Regions from separate parts of the Homo sapiens genome. Here region 2 is linked to region 1. The links are chromatin loops, found by intact Hi-C in ENCODE. Cell type or tissue: Caco-2. All regions are shown on one strand. Each heading gives the region's core, and the rest is flanking DNA. Links, peaks and the distances in the headings are about the cores only. Region 1 overlaps TWF1 (twinfilin actin binding protein 1). Region 2 overlaps TMEM117 (transmembrane protein 117).

Region 1 (10,608 bases), core at 1,778-9,777:
CTAACTATATAAATTTGTAATTTTTAAGTTATAGATTGTTTTTATTAAACACTTATGAATACTGTTTGAAGTGCTTTAATTTTTATAACAATCCTATGAATTTGGTAATAATCACATTTTACAGATGAGGAAATTACCCAAGATTATATAGCTAATAAGTTGCGTGGCAGAAATTAGCATCTGGTATCAGTTTGCGATCTTTACCACTAACACGATGTCTGTGCATCATATTAATCATAATCATTTTCTCTGTCATATGTTGAAAGTTATTGTGCCAAACATTGTGCTGAGTTTTAGAAGCATGATCTGATTTGATAAATCTACAATGTAGGTTCTATTCTTTTACTTCTTGAGGAAATTTTGAGACCCCCAATGATTAAATAACTTCTTTCCCTTGTTCATTGTATTAGACTGCAATTCTCCACTCATTATATTTGATGCCTTTTGCAATATGGCTTTGTAATTTTTCCCATCAGGAAGTAAAGTCTATTTCCTCAACCATTAAATCTGGGCTGGCCTTGTAACTTGCTTACAGAAAAAGTGATGGTCAGTTCCAAGCCCAGGTCTCAAAAGCACTAATGCACTACTTCTCTCATTTGGAACCCTGCCACTGACATGAGAACAAGCCAAGGGTAACATGCTGCTGATGACAGACCATGCAAAACAGAGACAAGGCATCTCAGATGAGGTCATCCTTAATCAGCCCACCTGCCAGCTGATCACAAACATACATGAGACATGAGAGGTCAGCCAACTGTAGATTTGTGAGGGAGGGTAGCTGTTGTTTTAAACTGCTACTTTTTTTTTTTTTTTTTTTTTTTTGGAGAGTCTCACTTGGTCACTCATGCTGGAGTGCAGCAGTGTGATCATGGCTTACTGCTGCCTTGATCTCTCAGGCTCAAGTGATCCTCCTGCCTCAGCACCTTGAGTAGTTGGAGTACAGGTGTGTGCTACTGTGCCCAGCTAATTTTTTTTTTTTAATTTTCTGTAGAGACAGGATCTCACTCTGTTGCTGAGGCTGGTCTTGAACTTCTGGATTCAAGCAATTCTCCTGCCTCAGCTTCCCAAAGTGTGAGATTAGAGGTATAAGCTACCATGAAAATCACATCTGGGGGCTAGTTTGTGATGCATTAGTACGGTATGGTTTGTTATTCGTTAGTATGAAGATTACAGGTATAAGCTACCATGAAAATCACATTGAAAATCACCTAGTTTGTGATGCATTAGTATGGTATGGTTTGTTATTCGTTAGTATGAAGATTACAGGTATAAGCTACCATGAAAATCACATTGAAAATCACCTAGTTTGTGATGCATTAGTATGGTATGGTTTGTTATTCGTTAGTATGAAGATTACAGGTATAAGCTACCATGAAAATCACATTGAAAATCACCTAGTTTGTGATGCATTAGTATGGTATGGTTTGTTATTCGTTAGTATGAAGATTACAGGTATAAGCTACCATGAAAATCACATTGAAAATCACCTAGTTTGTGATGCATTAGTGTGGTATGGTTTGTTATTCGTTAGTATGAAGATTACAGGTATAAGCTACCATGAAAATCACATTGAAAATCACCTAGTTTGTGATGCATTAGTATGGTATGGTTTGTTATTCGTTAGTATGAAGATTACAGGTATAAGCTACCATGAAAATCACATTGAAAATCACCTAGTTTGTGATGCATTAGTATGGTATGGTTTGTTATTCGTTAGTATGAAGATTACAGGTATAAGCTACCATGAAGATCACATTGAAAATCACCTAGTTTGTGATGCATTAGTATGGTATGGTTTGTTATTCGTTAGTATGAAGATTACAGGTATAAGCTACCATGAAGATCACATTGAAAATCACCTAGTTTGTGATGCATTAGTATGACTAAATCATGATTTAGTCATGTAGCCAGTAAGTGGCAGTCAGAAACACACACACACACACAAGGATGTGGCCCAGTTTGTCTTATTATAAATACAGCTTGGTAATAGAAAACTAAGAAATGCAATCTAACCCCTGTTCATGGCTTGCCTCTTTCCCATTAACCATCCAGAGTTCACTAAGAAACTACAGCCTGGCTGAATCCTAGCAAATGAGGGTGGTAGTGCAGCAGCACTGACAGTTGAGTAGGCTGGTATCAATCTTTTTGGAGCACAGAATCAGCTGAATGAAGATCCCTACTGGAAGGCATTTGATGCTCAGGAATGGGTCAGTACTGCCATTTTGTGTGGTAGAACCCATGGCTTTCGCAGGGCAAGAGATTTTGCCAGTGCTAGTGAGTTTTCCTGTGGCCAGAAAGAAAATGATGGAGGCCAGATCCTCTGGTGACCTACCACTGCTGGCATGTGCTCCTTTCACAGCTGTTCTTCAAGGAAAGGCAAATTCATTTATTCATTCAATAAATTGAAAAATGCCCACTATATCATAGAAACTTCTAGGTGCTAAGGATGTAGCAGTGAATGAAACTAAGCTTCTTGTCCCCATTGAACTTGTATTTTAGTGGAAGAGACAATATGGGCACAGATATAGAATACCTAAGTGCCATGAGGAGGAATAAAGCAGGATTAAGGTGAGAGGAACAAGGAGTACAATCAGATTGGGAAATTAGGGGAGACTTCTCTAAGGAGATGACACTGACACCTGAGCAGAGACCTGTAAGTGAGGAAGGCATGTAGATACCGGGTTAGAGTGATCCAGCGTGGGGAACGCATTCAGTGCCCTTGAGGCTGTGCTTGGTCTACTAGAGGAACAGAGAGCTGTCAATGAACTGAAGCAGACTGACCAAGGAAGGTAGAGAGCCACGGGCAAATCATGTAGAAGCTACTGGGCAACAGTGAGACCTAAACTTTCTTCTATGAGATAGTGCCACTATCATAACTAGTACAGTGTAAAACTTCAGTTTGTTGGCTGAATTGGGGTGGGGGAGAGCTACAATTTATATGATTTAAGGTAAACTGTTCCCAGTCATGGCTAGCCATGAATCATTTGTAGAACTATTTGATTCCTGGACCCACCTACTGGGTCAAAATCTAGTATGAAGCCCAGAATTAGTATTTTATTTAAAAAAGAACATTCCAGGCCGGGTGCAGTGGCTCACACCTGTAATCCCCACACTTTGGGAGGCCGAGGTGGGTGGATCACGAGGTCAAGAGATCAAGATCATCCTGGCCAACATGGTGAAACCCCATCTCTACTAAAAATACAAAGATTAGCTGGGCGTGGTGGCGCACACCTGTAGTCCTAGCTACTGGCGAGGCTGAGGCAGGAGAATCACTTGAACCTGGGAGGTGGAGGTTGCAGTGAGCCAAGATTGCGCCACTGCATTCCAGCCTGGTGACAGAGCAAGATGCCATCTAAACAACAACAAAAATTCCATCCTGAAACTTATGGCTCTATTTGCAAAGAAAATGTGAAAGGATATACACCAAACTGTTTACAGTACGTACCTCAGGCACATTAGTACATTATTTTAGCTCTGAGTAGAAATGCCTTAGCTTAAATGTTTAAAAGTTTTAATAATGAGCCTTTTGTTTTTTGAGACAGTCTCGCACTGTCGCCCAGGCTGGAGTGCAGTGGCGCAATCTCGGCTCACTGCAAGCTCCGCCTCCCAGGTTCGCGCCATTCTCCTGCCCAGCCTGTAGCTGGGACTACAGGGGCCCGCCACCACACCCGGCTAATTTCTTGTATTTTTAGTAGAGACGGGGTTTCACTGTGTTAGCCAGGATGGTCTCGATCTCCTGACCTCCGCCTCGGCCTCCCAAAGTGCTGGGATTACAGGCGTGAGCCACCGTGCCCGGCCCAACGATGAGCCTTTCTAAAGCTATTTCAGCATCTTTTGTAAAACTGCTACCAAAGACATCCATCTTGTCACATCTCTAATAAAAAGGATTTGAAACCAAATCGCACACAGGAGTGCATTCAACATTTTTCACATGAATGAATACAGTGGCAAGTCTGAGTTTAGTGTCAAGTAAATCAGTACTGGGGTGCTTCTGTTACAGAAAATGAATAACTCATGGCATTTTTATTATTGCTACAACAGTGGCAAATTTTTAATCTAAGCACTCTATAGTCACAATTATTCTTGCCTAGGTTTAAAGCTACTTAAAATCCTTTTTGGACTTAGGCAGACTAATTAACAAATAAATGAATGGGATTCCTAACCTAACACCAGGTACTGAATTATGAAACATTACACAAACAATTAAAAAAACTATAGTAGAAAAACCAACAGAACATACACAACTTAAAGAGAAAAAATTTTTATTGTGATATAAAATGCACTTATAAAATGTCCACCAGAAGGCATGTAATTCTTCACTGCTATATAAATTTACTGGGAATATGTTATTCACCATCTAGGTATGATACTGCCAACTAAAACATACTGTAAACGATGAGTTATACTCTATAACAAATGCATCACTGATTTTCAGCAATCATTGGTTTAATAATAATTAGTTTAAGACTATAATCACATCTATATTCTGGAATGTCCATTTACTTTAATGTAGTGTAGTGGAATTTAGAGTATAATTGCACATAGATGGTACAGAAAAACATTCACTTCTAAATTATTTTATACCTTCATGACAGGTAGTCTTCCTGACTGAAAATAACAGCTTCAGCTATGGTCTGCTCCAGGATTCTTAATGCAATAATTTGGGTGTATGTGTGTCTGTCTACGTGTACACCCATGGAACAACTTATATCTTTAGTAAACAAGTGCAACATTATTGTCAGTTATTTTGCATGTTTAAATATTATAGTCTGATTATTTGTAAACAAACAAAACCCCAAATACTCTAAATTCTATTTTAAAAATCTGTCAACCCACAATTATTCTAATATGCTTTACTTACTCGAACACAAATTTCTGAAAGGTGCATATATTACCTTAGATAATAAGGTTTAGAAATGAGTGCTTCACACTATGAAATGTGCATTTCCGATAAGTGATTTATGCAGCATAAAGTTTAGATCAAGAAATTACAAATCCTGGATCCCCACAGTTCATTTAGAAAATGCCTCAAAGTTATGGCTCTTGCAGCAGGTTTAACAGATTAAACATTAAGTGTTCTAGCTCCCTCTATTTCAAGTATCAAAGAAATATGAGGCTCAAAATCTCTCTAGGTTGTAACTGATAATGCAAAGCATTAGAAAACAGTTAAATGTGTTTTGAAATACAGTATTAACTGAGATTATTAAGGTGTTTATCTACGTTAGCCTGTTAAGTACCAGGACTTTAAAGTAATTTTAAATCTGAGTATTTGCTCGGAAGTGATAAAGAACACAATTTGCCCATAAATGTATGGTTTTGGAGAAAAAAGTCAATCCTGATTTTTAAAACTCAACATTTTTTGTTTCCTTTTGAATGATATTAATTTAAATTTCAATCTGAACATAAATGTTTGGCCTCACAGAGCATTAGAAAGATAATTTACTAAGGCTGTTTAAAGTCTTTCAATGTCATCAGAAATCCTGCAGTATAGAAAATATCTGGTACCCTTAAAGTTTCAGAGTGAGCTGATCTGCAATTTTAATGCTATTAAAAAAAAGTCAAATATAAAAGACTGCTGCAATATAAAGCACTATTTCTAAAAGTTGCAGACATGATCCTACAGTCTGACAGAGCTAGCACAGCTACTCGGAGTAAGCAACTTGCGGCCTTTTCCAAGGCACACTAAGTTTCCAGCTTAGAAAATACTCTAGCCTGGTCCTTAACATATTCATTAAGTAATATGAATATTTTAAGGTCTTTCTGTCCCACAAGAAAGTAGTAAGTTTACCCTTTGAGACATCAGACTTTCTAGAACTGGCCCAACTGTATAAAATTTTAAGAAGTATTTGAAGTGTGGAATCAACGCTATGAAAACAGTGTGACAAAATTAAACATTATGTTGAACCCTTTTCTAGCTTTAACTCAAAAATAGAAATCATGAGTCTTCTATAACATTAATTTTAAAAACACACAGAAGTGAAAAGTGCTATTTTCCAAAAAGTACAATTTTTTTCCCTACTTTATATCAACATGGAATGATTTCAGTTCTCCTGTACTAAAAGCTGGACTTTTAAAAAACTAGTATTACAATGTTTAATGTGATGACTTTAATCAGTAGTAGCTTCAGTTTCCGCTGGGCCCCTAATTAGTCTTCGAATTCCTCTTTTTCCTGCAGGACCTTTTGGTTTTGCAAAACTTTGCTTGTGTGCATGCTGCTTGGGATGTACTTCTTCATAAAGGAAGTCTGCAGTCAACTCATCCCCATTGTCTATCTCGATCTGTAAAAGATAAAATTAGAAGCACAACATTCAAAACCTAATACAAGCAACAAGCTGGTTTTCAGGTATATGAATGCTCACAAATAATACCCTTTCCAGTAAGGCAGAATCAAGGACCATATGTAAACAGTTTCACTTTCTTCTTTTGGGGGAAGGGGCTAAATGAGTTACTTGAATATATAATCAGCTACATTCACTTCCTTCTTGGTTCTTTCTTAGTGCTCCAGTTTAAATAATGTTTAAAAGTAGAAGCCACCACTACATTCTCAAGTTGCTATGATACACTATTTATTCAAGGAACATTTACTCATGACCCTTTCATCACTTGGGTCACTTGAAAGCCCTCTACAAGAGAGGTAAACAAACCATGGCCCGAAGGCCAAATCTTGCCCAAGGTAAGATTGTTTTACATTTTTTAAGGGTTGTTAAACAACAATAAGAATATATGACAGAGATTATATGTGGCTTGGCAAAGCCTTTACTTACTATTTGGTCCTCTGTAGAAAGTCAGCTGATCCCTGCTATAGAAGGTGCTACCCATGATAAAGTGATTGATTCTTAGGAACTTAAAAAGCATGAAGGGTTCAGAACCTAAAAACACTGGTAGTTTTTAAGGACCTGTATTTTTATGAGTTTAAGGGCTCAAGAATATATATCTTTCCCCATGCCTTATCTGTACTTAAGAAAATTTAAGAAAATTGGTAGCTTAGTTCCCAAAATTCAAATGTTTATGCTTATTCCTTCCTTCCCCCAAACTGGAAAGACTCCCAACCATCCCATAATTCAGTCATAATGGAGACTGTAATTCCTTATTAATATGCAGTAGAAATAATCACAAGTATGCAGCTCTGGCAGCGCTGTCCAATAGGACTTTTTGCACTGATGGAAATGTCCTATAAATTCTGCACTAACCAATACGGTAGCCAGTAGCCACATTTAGCTAATGAGAATTTGACATAAGGCTAGTGGAATTAAGAAACAGAACTTTAAATCTTATTTAAAGTTAAATAGCCACATGTGGCTTACTAGGAAGTACAGATATATATAGAGATGGGGATCATGACAGGTAGTTCCCAGGCACTTAGAGGAGATCCTAAGGATTTAGGATGATAACAAGAAAAATAAATATTTTCATTTATAAATCACAGTACATCATAAACTACATAGAAATGAAAAGAAAAATTTAGCAAAAACTGAAGATTTTAAAATAGGTGGGCTACCTTTCTAATTACATCCATTTGTAGTTGTCTTTCTACAATTTCTAGCAGACGGCTCTTGCAGCTAGAATACAGCATCCGCTCTCTTATACTGCATGTGTATCCAGGCATTGAATAAATAAAAACTGTAAGTTCAAATAATAACAAATATAATTAGCATATCAATACATAAACTTCATAAAACTACATATATAAACTTCATAAAAACAAGTACAGAAACTTCATAAAACTACAGCTAAGCCCTCTGGGCAAGAAATAAGTAAGAATATAGGGCTGATACACCAATAAACAAACTGAAAGTAATGTGTTAAAAACAATGTATCATATACCTATGGACTCTAAATAGTCTCCTTCATGGGAATGTTTATACAGAAAGAAATGGTAACGAGCTGAATCCTTGGGAATCCTCTTTGGCAAATCTTTCAGTTCTGTATTTGTTGTGTTGGCCAAAATTATAATTTCATTTTTTATATCTATTTCCTGCCAATAAGAAACAAAATATGTTCATTAAAACCAGATATAAGGAAATTAAGTTAAAACATATAATAAAAAGACCAAGAGATAAAGGAGGAACTTAGTTCTGGATGGTTTGACTTTTTCACAATGAACATTTACAAAATGAATTTTAGAAATCAGAAAGCTATTTAAAATGTAAAATCCATTAATAATAAACCCTATATGAGTCATAAACTACCAAAAAGAGCAGCCACTTAATAATCATTATACATCTCTTACCAACTGCACATAGTTGAGCTGTCTATTATTCAATTTTTCCAAAGCCTGAAAGGCTTCTCGAGAAATGGGAAATGCTACTCCTTGTAGTGTTTGATGCTTAGTGTCCACACCCACGTCAGTCTGTACCTAAGTATGACAGATTTAATTTACAAGTTTAGCAGTTAGCAGTATCCTATGGCAAACATAAGAAAACCCAACCTCTATAAAATAGTATCATTCAACCCTAGCCCAACCTATAATTAAAATTATTTTTCACATTTGTTTACGGTCCTGCTAGCATTTTGTCAACATGCAGAGTGCATGACACATCTTTACGACAATGTTGGAAGTGAACATTTGAATGAGTGTACAGTTAGTGGGGTTTGGGTGGGTTTGTTTTTATGTTTGGTTTGGCACAATTTCTTTAGAGTGTCATCAGATTACACCACTGATTGTAAAATTTTACTTGATAGAATTTATAAACAACAATCTACATACAATATGTATAGAACTTTACTTTGTTCTGTTGGACAGAAAATGCAACACAAACATCATGCACTGAATTGAAAGGAGTACAAACAGTGTACAAAGACAACACAGCTCAACAAGTTATACTACTGCAGAAGTTCCAGACTTAAGAGATTTCTTTACTAAGAACATGGTGTGCATGTACTGGAAGAGGAGAAAGATAAGAAAGCATTCAATGCACATGTTTAAGATTTTTATACTTGATAAATGATAGCTAGTAGAGAGTCTCATTCGCAGTGTTGCAACAGAAAGTCCAATAGAAATTTTACTTTTAAAAAAATGAATGGAGATTCTACAGCATAAATGATATTGGTTAATGAAAACATCATAGAACATATGCGAATGCATACCCCAATATGATCCTCTGGGCTCTGATTGCAAGAAATAAAACAAACTATCAAACTCGTAAAAAAAAAAAAAAATCACATAAAAAGCCCTACTCAAATAATATGAATTAAAATAATATGATAGATCCTTGCTACCAGTTTAATATTAAATGATATTCAACCATTCTCCAGACTGATTCCTACTGTCTGTGACTCAGGCTAATGAACAGTGGTTTCAGCTAATGAATAGTGGTTTCAGCCACTTGTTCTTTTCTGTAAAGTCCCAGTAGAAATACAGTAGTTATTCCAGTATGTTAGAATGGCTGTAGAAAACACATTAAAAATAATGATAAACTACAAAATAATATGGCTGAAATTTATTGACTCTAATATGCTCAACAGGTACTCAAATAATAATCTTCCATATATATCTCTATTCAAGTAGAGTTCATAGAAGTTAATTTGTAGACTCTCTAGAAAGCCAACAAAACAATAATCTGCTTCAGGCAACCTTATTAGATACATTCTTTGCACTAAATGGGTAACACACACTTTTTCTCTATATAATATTCAAAGTACAAAGTTCACAACAGTTGTACTTCAAAAGGAAGATTTACTATTCTGACATGAAGATTATAGGAAAAGCTATTTATAAAATGCATATAAAGTTTAATATTCATTTTAACTTTTTTTTTCTGAAAAGGCATTAAGCACATAGCCTTATCTCTAAACTAAACGGAATAAACCTAAGCTACCTAACTTCTTTAATCTCTAGTTATCCTCCCACATCTATTAATTAAAAATACAGTATTTTCAAACACTTAAAATCTTGCAAAGACTTTGTAGTTGTAACTTACCTCATTGATTTTAATCTGTCGTAGTTCTTCCTCAGCTGCAGTCAGTGGGGCAGGGGAAGATTGTGACAGCAAGTATTTTTTATATCCATGTAATGATACATCTTCCTGTAAGTACAGAATAGACTATAATCAGTAATTCTCTAGAAGTAAAATGACAGTGAAGTTACTTTAGGAAAAACAAAATCATTAACAGAAAAGATTTTAAATGAAAATAAATAGCATTATGAATTTTAATATCTTTTTACTTTTCTTTAATCCTCAATTTTAAGTTTCAAAACTTTTTAAGGGGAGTACCCACTGTTCATTTTATATGAAGCTTTATAATTACTAAATATTTTGTATGAGTTTCATACTGGCAAAGTGAAATACTGAACCTGGTCATCCTGTAAGTCTATAGGACAACTGTAATTAACCTTCTGGAGAAAACTGCCCAATGATTATCCAATAATCAACATATTCAGATTCTGAATACTATGTTATAATGCTTAATATAATTTCTTTGTAATTATTCATGGAAAATTATTATAGTTTTCATGTCAAAAGAAAAAAATACTACAAAGAGGTCTACCTATCATCAAAATTTTGTGGTTTAGAAGACTGAGACTCATGAAATTAAGAAACCAGCCCACTTCACAATTAATGGTGAAGAAGCAATATATTCCCATCTAGTCTTGTGCTCTATCCACTA
Region 2 (10,608 bases), core at 1,396-9,395, 52 kb after region 1:
GCTCTTCTGAGAGGTGACTTTGGGCCAGTTACAAAGTCCATGTGAGCCTCAGTTTCCTCTCTGTAAAATGAAGTGATAGGAATGATAATAATGGTATTTCAGTAGTATTTCTAAATCCTACTGCCTTAATTCTGTGTGTTCATGGTGGGAGGGGAGGTGGTGATAGCAACCATATCAGAATTCTTCACTGGCGAAAGAAGCAACAGCAGCCTGTAATAACAGCTTCTTAAATAATACTCCTTTCTAGTTCTGATGGGCATATGGGAACTATTTCTTTTTCATGACTCACTGGTGACCAGTGATGAATTTTTTTTGTAGTGGTGGTCTGTGGACACTTCCAAAACTGTTGTGTGAAATCGAGTTCAAAACCAACCTATTCTGGCATTCTTACACATTGAATATCATGAAAACACATAAAAGTTCATTTTTTTTGTTCTTCACTACTTGCTCTGCTCTCTTTGATGTGAGAGTCACACATATAAGTTTCTGCTGCTATAGCAGGTGATGAGCCTCATACTGAAAAATATGAAAACAAAAACAAGACTCTTGAGGTAGTCACCATTCCTAGGTGGTCCAAGCTACAGCCCCTGGGGACAGATTTCAGAGTGTTCACAAAGATAACAAGGGACTTAAAATTGCTTAGAAGGCTTATGAATCCAGGGCACAGTCACTATTTGCTTGGCTGAATTCTATTGCCAATGTTTATATTGCCAATGTTTATATTGCTTTTGTAAAATAGTCATGACAAGTCCTCATTAACTAAGATTGTGGGTTGAATTGGCATTCGTCAGCCCAGAATATTGGATTGGGACTCAGGAGCCTTGGAGGCTATCTCAGATCTTCCATTGACTTACTTCAGGCTTGTGGCATGGTCTTTGTGATTTCAGTCATGTATAAAGTGAGAATATTTATTAATGGATACTCCCCCCACCAAGTGTTCAGGGTTTATAAAGGATTCTTTCTCAACACACACACACACACACACGTGCACGCACACACACAATTTTTTTTTATGCATTAGAAGTAGATATATTACAGAGTTATTATAATTGTGTCTGGAGAAGAACATGTCTCCAGAAGACATTTAAGGGATGGCATCCCTGGGACTGGGACCTGGGCCTGCTCTCTAGGCAAGGAAGGTGCAAGGAGTTGATCTGGCTGTCTGCAGAGAATGGTGATCAGCACCTGGAGTCAGCCTCAGAGATTCAGATCAGAGCTCTCCTGCTAGGTGACTTTGGGCAAGTTACAAAATCTGTGTCAGCCCCAATTTCCACCCTGTAAAATGAAGTGACAGGAATGATAATAACAGTATTTCAGGGGGTTGTTATGACAAAAATGATACAATGATACACGCAGACATCCAGCACAGAGCCTGGCATGCAAACTGCTGTAGGCTTTGTAAAGGACCCTCTTCCCCCTCTTCCCCCTCTTCCCTTTCTGAATTCTAACTAAACTGGGAGAGAAGAAAAATGAATTGGCAGATGGCAGTCAAATTTTTGTCTGTATTATTTTTGATATCTAAGATTTAATCAGTGTTATTGCTGAAAAACAGACATAGTTTAGTCTGAGAGCCAAATGGGCTCACAAAGTCCAAACCCCAGAATTAGATAGACATAATCATCCACTTACAAGCCCTGGTGGACCCAGACAGATCTCTTCATGTGGAAGTTACAGCTTGTGTTCTTTATGGGCAGGCCGGTTCCCAAAGAGGGGAGAAGGAGGAGCTAAGCAAGACTTTGGAGGTGGGCCTGAACATTTTCATTTTAAGACAGCTATGTACTTCCAGTGCACATATTCAGGTTAGGACCTACTACTGTGGGCATATTACATATTTTGCAGTGCTCTGTGCCTTTGGATGTGCCGTAGCCACTGCCTAGAGTGGCTTGCCTTCTATCTGTCCCTTCTTCACTAGTAAAAAAATTCTACTAATCCTCCAACCTTAAACTTGGGGATATCCTTTGTGAAATCTTCCTCTTTATTCTCATTCACCCAATGCAAAGTTGCCCAGTCCTTTCTGTGGGCTACTACTCTACTGTAGACTTAGCTATTTCATAGAACTTACTCTCTATTGAAATTATTTGATAACTAGGCTGTGAACATTTTAATAAAAGTTTATTCACCTGTATACATTTGTCAATGTTTAGAAGAAGATCTGAAAGTAATTACACCAAATTCATAAGCAATCATAACTCTGAGGAGAGGGATTTGGGCAGAGGAGAGAATATTGTTTAACTTTTGTTAATATATGCTCATTTTACCTCTATATTGTTTTGATTTTGTAATAATCAAAAAGAGGAGGCCGAGTATGGTGGCTCACACCTGTAATCCCAGCACTTTGGGAACTTTAGGTGGGCAGATCATTTGAGCCCAGAAGCTCAAGACCAACATGGAGAAACCCTGTCTCTACAGAAAATACAAAAGTTAACCAGGCGTGGTGGCACATGCCTGTGGCCACAGCTACTGGGGAGGCTGAGGTGGGAGGATCACTTGAGCCCAGGAGGTGGAGGCTGCAATGAGCCATGGTTGTGCCACCTCTGCATTTCCGCCTGGGAGGGCCTCTACATGTCATCTTGGTCACCATCCCAATTTTGGACAGTGTTCTGCCCTCTCACATCCCATTGTCTCCCCATACTCTTTCATTGTTTTTCTTTCCTAAGTCCCCAGATGATCAGAGGTATGATTAGATGTTAGGGAAGGGACAGTATTCGCTTTCCTCATTCTCAGACTTGTCTTGGAGCCATGAGTAGGAACAGGTATCATCTTTTCCAAATACATTTTTATGGAACTGTTATAAACCTGAACTGATAAAAAGAAGAAAGCCATTACTTGTTTTCCTCCTCTAACCCTATCTATCTTTTCTTATACAGGTAAACTACGAACTGGGAGTTCTGAAGAATGGGTAAAGACTTTCGTTACTATTTCCAGCATCCCTGGTCTCGCATGATTGTGGCTTACTTGGTGATCTTCTTTAACTTCTTAATATTTGCGGAGGACCCAGTTTCTCATAGCCAAACAGAAGCCAATGTTATTGTTGTTGGAAACTGTTTTTCATTTGTTACAAATAAATACCCTAGAGGAGTTGGCTGGAGGATTTTGAAGGTGCTTCTATGGCTACTTGCCATTCTCACAGGACTAATAGCTGGCAAATTTCTGTTCCATCAGCGTTTGTTTGGTAAGTACCATGACCCATGAAATGTAATATCACTAATTATTTAATTTCTATTCTCCAAGATACAACTTTGCTATTTCTAAGTGCCAATGTAGGAGGCATTTTAGTTTGTCCTCCTGCCTTAAGTTGTTATGCATGGTTGTAACTGGGTTCTTCAACTACTCTCTGTTAATGGTTTACTTTTCCTACTGTCTAAGGAAAATTAGCACGAGGTAAAATTAGTACCAAACTTCATTAAAAAAAAATAGCATTAGGCCAGGTGTGGTGGCTCACGCCAGTAATCCCACCAATTTGGGAGGCCAAGGTGGGCAGATCACTTGAGGTCAGAAGTTTGAGATCAGCCTGGCGAACATGGTGAAACCTCATCTCTACTAAAAATACAAAAAATAGCCAGGCGTGGTGGCACATGTTTGTAATCCCAGCTACTTGAGAGGCTGAGGTGGGAGAATCGCTTGAACCTGGGAGGCGGAGGTTGCAGTGAGCCAAGATTGCACCGCTGCACTACAGCCTGGGTGACACAGCGCGACTCCATCTCAAAAAAAAAAAAAAAAAAAAAAAGAGCATTAGAGATAAAATGAATATATACCTAGTCATTTTTTAAAAACTTTTTTTATTTTTAAAATTTTTTTTATTATACTTTAAGTTCTAGGGTACAGGTGCACAATGTGCAGGTTTGTTACATAGGTATACATGTGCCATGTTGGTTTGCTGCACCCGTTAACTCAACATTTACATTAGGTATTTCTCCTAATGCTATCCCTCCCCCCTCCCCCAACCCCATGACAGGGCCTGGGGTATGATGTTCCCCACCCTGTGTCCAAGTGTTGTCATTGTTCAGCTCCCACCTATGAGCAAGAACATGTGGTGTTTGGTTTTCTTTCCTTGTGATAGTTTGCTCAGAATGATGGTTTCCAGCTGCATCCATGTCCCTGCAAAGGACATGAACTCATCTTTTCTTATGGCTACATAGTATTCCATGGTGATATATACGTAATCTTATTTAGAGAAGATATGAACATGAAAATAGCTTTTCCCCTCATAAATAGTACCAAAGTGTTGTAGAGAGTTTATAAATCATAAAAAAATGCCTCCATATCACAGCACATTTTCATTAAATATATTTTACACATATTGTTCATTCAGGGAGTTGGAACTATAAACTTTTACTCTCTCTCTCTTTTTTTTTTGAACATTGGCTTTAGGATGTTTATTTTGAGCCTATCCAACCAAAGAATAGTATATTAGTAAGGGATCTCTTGATAATGACAGAAGAAGAGACTAAATTAGTTTAAGTTAAAAAGGTAACTTACTATAAGGATGTTAGGATATTTCAGAGACTGAGGGTAGAATGAAGTGACAGGGACATTGGGACATTGGGATAAATGAAACCAAGGGTTTGACATCTGTTATGATGCGTTTGTCTCTCTCTATAATATCTGCTTTATTCTCCTTTTACACTGAAAATGAATTTTTATTACCTAGAGAGACTGGGTTGACTTTCCTGGTCTCAAGTTTAAACTCTCAGGGAAGAGTGTGAAGTTGTCTCAGGGTTTGGTTCCCACCTCTGAACTAACCGATTTTTGCCTAGAGGTAGGTGGTATTTATTCAATAGATGTTCATCGCTTATTACATGCCAGACACAATTCTAGACAGTGAATCAAGCAGGCAAGGTCTTTGCCTTCATAAAAACTTACTTCCTACAGGAGAGAGAAAGACTAAACAAATAAATGTATACTCTGTATGCAATGGGGGAAAAGAAAGTAGTTTTGAGTGCTGGGTCAATTAGGAAGAGAATGTAATAATAGAGCTTTGGACTTAGCAGTGATAAGATAAATAGGTGACTTACTGAAGGTATTTTTGGTCTAGAGTTTGGGTTAGAAACCATGGCAATGTTTTAAGGAATAAATAAATAAATAACTATCCGTACACACACACATACACGTAGTATTATGTATGTATTTTTCTCTGTTCCTCAAATTATTGCCATCTGTTTCTATTATATAAATATATAAGATGTACATATTTTATATCGTCTTGTGCCTATATGTATACAATGCACACATATGTATAGATGCACATAGTTTCTAGACATTTGGTGAGAAACTAGAAGAAAGAAATGGAGAAGTGCTAAAAATGGAAGAAGGGCCAAGGGAAAATTTTGTTGTTGGTGGTGGGGCAGATAGTTTTATTTGGGGGATAAGATTAATTGACCTGCTGATATTTGTGGGAGAAGGAGCTAGATTAAAGTGGAGATAAAAAGATATAGATGAAAGATAGCATCTCTGAAGGTTTCTGTGGTCTGGGACTTAAGACACAGGTAGAAATGGTGGCTTAGAGAGGACAAGAGGAGAGACCCTGGTTTCTCAAATATAGGCATGGGTGAGATAAAGATTGGTACTATATTAGGTATTTTTGAGGTATAGAAACAGGAAGGTGAATATTCTTCTCTCTGTTGAACCTGATAACCTGATATCTCTTTAACCTGATAACCTCTGTTTTACTGTGAAAAAGAAGATCCCATGATAAAGATGGAGGGGCTTGATGATGCAATGGGTTTAAGGAAGTGGTCAAGGTTTGGAACAGTGGCCCTAGGGAGTTGGGAAGTGAACTGACTCAGAACAAATGAAAGGGTTGCTGATTATCATGAAGATTGTTAGCCACTATAAATTTGAATGATACCAATCTGGATTGTTGAGCAGTGTTCTTTTTGAGAGCTCAGTCATCCAGAAGAGAATTTCAGCATGATTCATCTGGGTGGGGACTGCTCAGGCTTGCTGTATTGGAAACAAAGGATGGAAAATAAATGGAGAGTTCTAGTAAAAGCATTATTCATTTGATTGACAGGGGGTTGTGGTTGGACATGGAAAACAGGTGAGGGAGATGATGGTCTGGTATTGGGGGAACCTGCCCCCAATATTTTAACATAGGTTCTATTTTCCATAAGTGTTGGCCGGCTGAGAAATAAAGAGAGACAGTATAAAGAGAGGAATTTTACAGCTGGGCCGCCAGGGGTGACATCACATATCAGTAGGACTGTGATGCCCGCCTGAGTCTCAGACCAGCAAGTTTTTATTAAGGGTTTCAAAAGGGGCGGGGGTGTAAGAACAGAGAGTAGGTACAAAGATCACATGCTTCAAAGAGCAAAAAGCAGAAGCACTGATAAGGGTCTAACAAAGGTCACATGGCAAAGGGCAAAAGCAGAACCACTGATAAGGGTCCAACAAAGATCACAGGGCAAAGGGCAAAAGCAGAACCACTGATAAGGGTCTATGTTCAGCAGTGCATGTATTGTCTTGATAAACATCTTAAACAACAGAAAACAGCATTTGAGAGTAGAGAACCGGTCTGACCACAAATTTACCAGGGTTGAGTTTCCTCAACCCTAGTAAGCCTGAGGGTTCTTCAGGAGACCAGGGCTTATCTCAGTCCTTATCTCAACTGCACAAGACAGACATTCCCAGAGCTGCCGTTTATAGACCTCCCCCCAGAAATGCATTCTTTTCCCAGGGTATTAATATTAATATTCCTTGCTAGGAAAAGCATTTAACGATATGTTTCCTACTTGCATGTCCGTTTATAGGCTCTCTGCAAGAAGAAAATATGGCTCTTTTTGCCCGACCCCTCAGGCAGTCAGACCTTATGGTTGTCTTCCCTTGTTCCATAAAAATCACTATTATTCTGTTCTTTTTCAAGGTGCACTAATTTCATATTGTTCAAACACACATGTTTCACAATCAATTTGTACAGTTAACGCAATGATCACAGTGGTCCTGAGGTGACATACATCCTCAGCTTACGAAGATAACAGGATTAAGAGATTAAAGACGGGCATAAGAATTATAAAAGTATTATTTGAGAACTGATAAATGTCCATATTAAGATGAAATCTTTACAATTTATGTTCCTCTGCCGCAGCTTTAGCCCGTCCCTCTGTTCGGAGTCCCTGACTTCCTGTAACAGTCTGGGAGGAGTGGGCAGGGGCCTAAAGATTTGGATGAAACTCAACAGCTGAGATGGGAGTAAGAAAGGGGAAAGGATTTGTGGGTGTGGTCACATGACATGTTGTAACAGAAGTAAACCATTCTTTAGTAGTGATTCCCAAGTAGGGTGTGGTCTTTAGAGAGTGAGTCCTAAAGTGGAGTGGAGAGATGGCTCATTGACACAGAGAATATTTAGGAACTCAGTTGGATCATCCACCAAACATTAAACAAGCATCATGTCCTACATAGTAATTATATGGATAGAAGAGGATAAGGGTGGATAGCGAATGGGAGTGGGTCATTTTCCAAAAATGGATGGAGAGTGCTGGGGAGACAAAACAGTAGATACCTGTTACAAGCAATGGCTGGATGTATTTGGATCCCATTCAAGAAATTTTCTCAGCATAGGAAGCTAAGGCAAATTTAGACCAAAATATCCAGTTTGGAGAAAAGTCATCTGTCTATATTGAAGATTGATTGAGAATCACACCATTAAGCTAATGGTATTAATTATAAACAGGACATTTGGTTTTGTAATTGCAACATTTTGTTAAATTATTCTGTTGCAAACTTTTATCTCTTATACTAAAATCACATTTCAGTTATGGCTTAGATTTTAATTCTCCTGGTGGTATAAGTAATCAGCCCTGAAAAAGCACTTTCGATTTCAAGTGATTTATTGAGTACAAATTATTTTAAAATAATGCAAGTGAATTCTCTCTCTCTTTTTTTTTTACTTACAGTAGAAAAGATTATATGATGTAGTCAGCTTTATTTCTTCTATTTGGCAGTTTCTCCTTTTTTTCTTACTAAAAACCTATGAAATTATATGGAATATTAGAGAAGGAATCATAACCTTCTGTAAATCTTGGTGAGGACTCTTGATTTAATTTCCTGATGAACTCCGAACTTGTCACCTCTCATTCTCTGATCCAATTTCCTAATAAACTTTGAACTTGTCTTCTTCTTCTGTCTCTGCTCATGGCAGTTGATTCTTCATTACTTCATGAACTATTAATCATTTCCTCCTAATAGTTATCTGCTCCTCTTGTTCATTATGGATTTTGCTAGTGGAATTATTTTTTTCATATTGCTAAATGGCTTCTACCACTGTTCTGTGGTGAGCAGGTCTGTGCAAACCTATCCCCAAAGACTGAGGAGCTGAGAGGCTGAAGAAAGAGGCTGACACATCCGTTTTCACAGGAAACAACATTTAATAGGGCCTTACTAACAGAAGCCATGTCTCGGTACCTGTGAGATGATGGATCCTTGCCCTGTTATCCTCCAGACGCAGGGCTTATACACCATGGGGAATTTGCCTAAGGGAAGGATTCATGGTAAGTAAAAATCTTAGAGGCCTTCTCAGAACTAGGGTTGATCAGAAGTCAACATGATGGATTAGCATTTAAGATGGAGTTACTTTGACCTGCAGAACCACCAACAGAATAAAAGCTAAACTCCTTTGATTGATATCCGAAGCTATTTATGATCTACTTCTTCCTCACTCCAAACCTGATCTTTCACATTCCACATACTGCAGGGAAATATTTGCTGGTTCTCAAACTTGCCATGTTATCTCATGTCCCAGTGTTTTTTTGCGTATGTGCTCTCCCATGCCCATTATGCTCCTCTCTGCTTTGTCACCTTGGCTAGTTTTCCATTTTCCTTCAAATCTCAGTTCAAGCATTATCTCCTCTGTGACACTTTCTCTGACTCCCTCCCGTAAGACTTCAGTTGTCTTCTCTTCAGCTCCTGCTTGTGACTACTTGTACCAAAGAGTCACAGCCATGCAATGATAGGGAAAATAATTAAAAATTTAATGCAAACATTAATGTTCTTATTGGCTTGGTATATGATAAATGTTTCTGCCCTGGTTCCCAAATAATTAGCATTTATTCATTATTCATTTTTAAAAGGACATATTTAACAATTTGTACATGCAAACTTCTGATAGGTGATGATGATGGTGATGATGATGATGATGATGATGTTGTGTGTATGTTGGGAGGAATGGGATTGCTAATGACGAGCACAGAAATTTTTGTTACAGAAATATTGGAATGCCTTACAAAAATGATCAGAATCATTTCTTGAGATCAACTAAACAGCTTCTTTTTTTTATATAATTCTCTAATAAGATACCAAACACAGATATTATATAGAATGCCACTATCCCTTTCATTTAATCAACTTGTAAGTCTTCCTTCATTTATTTTGTTATGGGAAGTCTCTTCTTAGTAGATTCCAGAAGGACAATACAGTATTGCCAATTTAAGGGATGTGTGAGAAAGAGTGAATGATTCTGTGAGCACATGATTTAATATACTTCATTGGTTATAAATTTAATTTTTCTGTGAGACATAAATGTTATGATTTTGTGACTCTTTAGGTAATAACATAATTCAGGAGCAATTCTGAAATCAGAATTGATATGTTTAGAATTTTTTTTAGTTTAAAATGGAATCTTTGGGTATTAGGATTTATAAAAGTTAAATTCCATTGGAATGTCAGTTTATACTCTTCCAGTACCTCTCTCTCTCATTTGCTTGGATGATTCTAGTTTTTTTTTAAAATGTGTTTTAATAATGCATCCTAGCTTTTGGGGGGATTATACTTTAGACATATCCATGAATAGAGACATCCAAAATTCTTATGCCTACAATTAGGACTTATATTCAAGGAGAATTTAATTTCTTGAGCTTATTCAAGAAATAATTTTTATTCCAAAAAGGAATTGAAATTATTTGCAACATACATGCATAATACAGTAGAAGTAGAAAATCAGGACCACGGAAAAGGCAGAATCAAATTTGTTTTGATTTCATGGGTTTCAAAACCTTGCTTGGTTTTGAGCTTCCTCAGAGCTGAGCACAAGGGGAAACTACATCACTGTCGTTATCAGCAGTGATGAAAATTGTAAGTTCAACAGAGGTCTTTTTCTTTGCACCAAATTGTAGAACTTCCTTGCTATAAATTTTGGTAAAGCATTTCTTTTTTCTTGTGCTTGGTACAAGAGATGCTGAATGGTGAAGTGGCAAATGCAGAAATGGATTTCATATTCTTGTGTCTTAAAGCAAACGTTCATCAAAGTGTAGAGTATAACATTTAACCAGCTGGGCGCGGTGGCTCACGTCTGTAATCCCAGCACTTTGGGAGGCCGAGATGGGCTGATCACGAGGTCAAGAGATCAAGACCATCCTGGCCAACATGGTGAAACCCTGTCTGTACTAAGAATACAAAAACTGGCTGGGCACGGTGGCTCATGCCTGTAATCCCAGCACTTTGGGAGGCCGAGTCGGGCGGATCACGAGGTCAGGAGATTGAGACCATCCTGGCTAACACGGTGAAACCCCGTCTCTACTAAAAGTACAAAAAATTAGCCAGGCGTGTTGGTGGGCGCCTGTAGTCCCAGCTAGTGGGGAGGCTGAGGCAGGAGATTGGCGTGAACCCGGGAGGCAG

Evidence for each region. A loop is a pair of places that touch in the nucleus more often than their neighbours do. Peaks named below come from ENCODE experiments on the same cell type or tissue, not always from the same donor. Only the 100,000 strongest peaks of a DNase experiment are listed, where the experiment ranks them.
Region 2: a loop joins it to region 1, with 6 times the contacts of the local background. A loop is called at or near these places in 38 of 110 quality-filtered maps.

The regions. Positions count from the first base shown.
Region 1 is chr12:43,789,478-43,800,085 of GRCh38, forward strand. It overlaps TWF1 (twinfilin actin binding protein 1), which reads right to left. Exons shown (of 9, transcript NM_002822.5): 5 at 9,921-10,025; 6 at 8,231-8,356; 7 at 7,825-7,975; 8 at 7,499-7,620; 9 at 4,246-6,278. The coding sequence ends at 6,108. IRAK4 (interleukin 1 receptor associated kinase 4) reads left to right here. Exons shown (of 12, transcript NM_016123.4): 12 at 1-64. It also overlaps a transcript of TMEM117 not described here. Among named protein-coding and RNA genes, the nearest start is that of TWF1, 12 kb to the right of the region's middle. In Caco-2, for the core only: no CTCF peak of the experiment used is centred there; a DNase peak (open chromatin) is centred at 6,657.
Region 2 is chr12:43,841,757-43,852,364 of GRCh38, forward strand. It overlaps TMEM117 (transmembrane protein 117), which reads left to right. Exons shown (of 8, transcript NM_032256.3): 2 at 2,868-3,172. The coding sequence starts at 2,896. Among named protein-coding and RNA genes, the nearest start is that of TMEM117, 11 kb to the left of the region's middle. In Caco-2, for the core only: a CTCF peak has its summit at 6,105; DNase peaks (open chromatin) are centred at 5,815, 6,415 and 7,155.